2 separate regions of the Homo sapiens genome follow, and region 1 is linked to region 2. Evidence: chromatin loops called from intact Hi-C (ENCODE). Cell type or tissue: Calu3. All regions are shown on one strand. Region 1 overlaps LOC107984041 (a long non-coding RNA gene). Region 2 has its middle 1.2 Mb from the start of GRIK2.

Region 1 (2,500 bases), 1.5 Mb after region 2:
ACGGAAAAAGAATCCTGAAACTTCCAAGTTACAGACTATAAGAAGTCAGATTAATGCATAAAAGTTGCTCATCATTAAAGGAGTAATCGCAAATCTTTACCTCCAGCAACCTAGCGCAACCCATCATTCTCTCCCCTGCCCCACTGCTCATGCCTCCTAAGGGATCTCCCTGCTCTTCACACTGGCTCCCACCCATTCTCTAGTCATCATCCTGAGTGATCTTTTAAAAGCATACATCAAATCACCTCAATGCATCTCACGAAACTTTCATTCATCTGCCTCTGCACTTAGAATAAAATCTAAGCCCCGTCCATGTGACACACAAGGTCCCACATACTCTGTACTTCAACTTCCATCTTGAATGCCTTTACCCTTGCCTATTGTGTGAACAAGCTGAAGACTTCTCCAAATGGACTTCCAAGTCAGATTTCCCTCTGCATGACTTACCTCCTTCCCCCAGATCATTTCCTTGTTGTATCCTATCAGACAGGACCCCTCTTAGATGTCACCACCACCCAAGTACTTTCTATCTCATCACTGTTTTATTTTCTGCAGAGCAGTTTTCTGAAAAAAAATGCTGCATATTTATTTCTTTCCCATTCCCCAATGGAGTTAAGCTCTATGCATGCAGGACCAATTCAGGTTTGTTTACCAGTGTGTCCCCAGTGCCTTAAACAATACTTGACACATGGTAGTTCAATAAATATTTGTTACCTGACTAATTGACTGAATGTATGATTCAAAAGATAATGGTTTCTACCACGCACCCCTCACTCCCTTTTCTGAAAGTTTCTCCCCTTTCCTGAGTAGGATTCTGCCAGTAAGAAAGAAAGAAAATGCTCTGCAGCCCCCAGCAACTTCTGGTTCTGCCAGTACAAGGGACATACATTGTTTGTAGCCTCTGCCAGTTTCCCAGATAACAGTCTGAACTCTCCTTTGCTAGCAGGGTCTCTCACGCTCCCCGGACTAAGAAATCACCCAGGATTGCACACCTAAATCAGACCATAGAAGACAACCTCATATGGTAACACCACACCAGGCTCAGGACAGGAAATTTACTCACCACACATCAAGGTAATGAAGGTAACCAAGTGCGATTTCACACCAGGCTTCCTGCTCCCAACAACAGAGGATGAGGGGGCAGCTCATTAACCAAGTTTGAATTTAAGTATAAAATGCCATATTTTCACAGGAGGAAATAGATGTGTTTTCTGTTAAGAATTCCAGTCTGAGTTCTCACTCAGCCTTTAATTCCTAAATGCAGAAAAAAACTAATAAGCTTCTTAGAATACATACATAAGAAGTTCTGTTTAACCCTAAGCTATTTAACACCTCAGTGGTTTTATAAGCACCAGTCTCATTAAATCTTGTGTGTGTGTCTTTGTGTGGGTAAGGCAAAGGGTGGCCGGGAGAGATCACTGCCACTGAACAGTCACATTGAATAAGCCATAGGACTGAAATTAGGAGGCAAGCAACAGTGACATCTAGTGTGGGTAAGAAATGCCAATACTGGCAAACTGCTTTTCTTTCTATAGCAAAAGACAGGACACAAGAAAGATGGTAGCAAATTAGGGTCAGAAAAGTGAAGATGATGCCAAATGTGAAACAAGAATGCAGATATACTAGATGACTACAGGAAAAGATTCTTTTCCAATTCCTTTGCCACTAAATGTTCTTCCTAGTTATATATTATTATGCACTTTCTTAGCTGAAAAAGCCCCTAAGGTGACCCAGCCTCCCACTTCTGCTCTCCCTTTCCCCTAAACCCTCCCACTGTGCCCTCTGGATCTCCTGTCTGGAATCAGTAAGCTCTTCTTATCCTCTTCTTGGAACATTTCTTTGCCTCTTGTTTTAAAAGGAGTCTGTTGGATACTACTTGCCCTGAAACCCCCCTGAGGAAAAGCTCTTTCATTTGTTGATCACACCCTGCCATGATGGCTGCTCTTCTTGCCTCCCGTTGCTTATCTATATCTCCCTCTTACAAAAATTTCTGATCCTTTGAGCTCCTGCTAAGCAGATGTGTCACTCTATCCCCACTATACTTGTTGCAACCATCTGACAAATCCCTGCTCATTCACAACCATTTGTTGAATATTTTAACTCTTGTTCACAATTTTTTCTAGACCCACCCTATCATCGTTTTCAATATCATCAACATCCACTTGATGAACCACGGCTGCTCAGCTCTTCAACCTCCTCAACTCCAATGCCTTCCCCTCCACCTCAGCCACCTACTCCCATTGTCCCATTTGTCATCAACAGAAGCTGCAACATTTCTGAAAACTCACTTCAAACCTCCCACTCACATATATTTCTCCTATTCAGTCTCTCAAGTACACCCACTAACCTATTCCACCAGCCACAGTGAAACCTCGAATCCATTAACCCCTTTACTTTCTGCACCTTCTGTCAGTCCCTACCTGGACTCACTGCCCTCCTTATCCAGTCCATATACTCAAGGTCTAATATTGTATTTGCTGCTCTGAAAATACACTTGATT
Region 2 (2,500 bases):
TTGGGTTCAGTTTACATTGCTCAGGGGATGGGTGCACCAAAATCTTAGAAATCACCACTAAAGTACTTACTCATGTAATCAAATACCACTTGTTCTCCAAACACCTATGGAAATAACAAATTTTAAAAAAAGAAAAAGAATCTGTATATAGATTCCTATCTTTCATTGTGATTAGAGAGCTGGAATCAGTATTGTGAGCAGTCTTCCCCTCCCATCAAAAAATAATAGAACAGTGGTTAAAGTGATGAATTTTGTTAATGCTTCAGAGCATGCTTAGTTAGCAGAGCAGTAAACTGTCTCAAAATCTAAGGAGAGACAGTGCTTGAAGGAAATAAAAGACACGAACATGGACTCACATGGGTTAGATGGAACTGGACACCAGTAAGGAAGAATTCTGTGTGACTGTGGCCTTGAGAGTGATTTTTAAAGATACAACAGCAAAGGCATAATTAATGAAAGAAAAGATAAATTGGACTTTATCAAAATTAAAGCTTTCCTCTACAAAATAACTTCATAGTCAAAAAGATCAGCTACACATGGGGAAAACATATATGAAAATCACATTTCTAATAAAGAGGTTTATATCAAGAAAATATAAAACTCTCCCAAAACTCAAAAATAAAAACAAATAATCAACTGAAAAATGGGCAAAAAATAAGAACAAACACTCTACCAAATAAGACATATGGGTGTCAAATGACCACAAAAAATGCAAATTTTAAACCACAATAAGATACCACCACAAAGTTATTACTACATATACATGATATAAAAATATATAATTACTATATATAACTATTATATATAACTTACTATACATATATGTACACAATTTTGGTTGTTTCTGTCAAGAACTCAGAGCAAATAGAAATCTCTTATATTGCTTACTGGGCCATAGTAGAGTATAGTACATTATAGTATAGTATAGTCATCATTTAATCAGCTAAAAAATAATTTGTTAGTTTCTTATAAAGTTAAATATATGCCTACAATGTAATTCATAATTCAGTGATCCTACATCTAGATATCACTCCATAAAAAATAAAAACTTATATTCATCCTCCAAATGGTACACAGATATCTACAGTATCTTATTCATAATTACCAGAAACTGCAGACAATCCAGATCCCCTTCAACTGGTAAATTGTTAAGCTGTTATAATTCATAAAATGAAACACTACTCAGTGATACAGAGGAATGAACCAGTGTTAAACTGTTATTATTAATTCTCTTCCCCCATGTCTAAAGCTAGAGGGCGCTGGAGTTATGTATTTTTTTCCCCCCCACCTTTGGTTATACGAGTAAAAGCCAAGGTTGGTGAGTTTAGTAAAATAGTTTCTTTTGAGGGAAAGCCTTTATTAAGGAGAATGGAATTATCTGGGCATATGTCAGAGCATTATTTTTCTCCTCCCAAAGCAAGAAAAAAAAATTTCTCCAGTTTTATATGAGAGCATGGTGGACTTCTCGAAAATAAAACTCATTTGTGGCTGGACTCCTCAGAGTCTGACTATCTGAAGATGGCCCACAGTGAGCCTCCTATAAGTCTTCAATTATAGTTTAAGTGTTTCTACTGATGTTGGCCCCAGCAATGGCTTCTGCTCCTGGGCTTTTGCTCCAGGTAAGTTGTGTTCTCTGTCTGCTTCTATATTCAGTTTTGGGCATCTGCTTGCCCTCTAATCTCAATACATGCAAGAACACTTGTTTTTCAGCTTGAACAGTTCAGTTTTTTTTTTTTGTTATTTTAAGGATAGGAGTGTTGACTTCCAAACTACTAACATGTCAGAGTAGAAACATAGCCCCTTATTTCAACTGCTTAATAACTCTGTGTTGCACCCAATATGACACTGCCTGATAATCTCAGAATTCTCTACTGAGATGGACAGAGATTCTACATAACACCCTTATCTTCCATAGATATATATAGCTTTGTGGCATTTGCAAAATTAGATGGCTCAAGTGACAGCACCACTTAGTGCCATAGTTTGAAACTGATACAGGCTCTTCTCTTGCTCTCAGCCCCACTCAAAACTTAACAATGGATTTAGGTATCATCAGTATAGAAGACCAGCACGATCATCTCTACATTATGCACCAGATCTAGCCTCCTTTACACTTTATTGTAACACAGAGTAGGATAAATAATATAGCTGTTGAAGTGTGAATTCATGAATGGGTGAAGTTAATGTGTACTGCAGTCTGTTCTAAACGAATGCAAGCTGAATTTGATTCTCCTGCTGGATTGAGATTAGTAAGAATACATCAATGACCACATGCCGAGTAGTTGCGTGATCTGTTTTAGTAAATATACCATATTCATTAGGGCAGCCATAGTTGAAGTTATCACACAGTTAAGGTTAGGATAGACCACTGTCATCTATTTTGATCTATATGTTTTTGCAGGGTGTAAAGTACTGAATTAAATGCAGATATGATGGGAACACACACATTTACATCCTATGAAGTTTGCACTATACTGAATGCTGTTTCTGGTACACTGTT

Evidence for each region. A loop is a pair of places that touch in the nucleus more often than their neighbours do. Peaks named below come from ENCODE experiments on the same cell type or tissue, not always from the same donor. Only the 100,000 strongest peaks of a DNase experiment are listed, where the experiment ranks them.
Region 1: it touches region 2 in a loop (4-fold over the local background); 6 of 110 quality-filtered maps call a loop at or near these places.

The regions. Positions count from the first base shown.
Region 1 is chr6:101,113,787-101,116,286 of GRCh38, reverse strand. The region is part of intron 3 of LOC107984041 (a long non-coding RNA gene); the gene reads right to left. Among named protein-coding and RNA genes, the nearest start is that of ASCC3, 230 kb to the right of the region's middle. In Calu3, no CTCF peak of the experiment used is centred here; a DNase peak (open chromatin) is centred at 1,446.
Region 2 is chr6:102,618,542-102,621,041 of GRCh38, reverse strand. No RefSeq gene overlaps it. Among named protein-coding and RNA genes, the nearest start is that of GRIK2, 1.2 Mb to the right of the region's middle. In Calu3, a CTCF peak has its summit at 1,246; no DNase peak of the experiment used is centred here.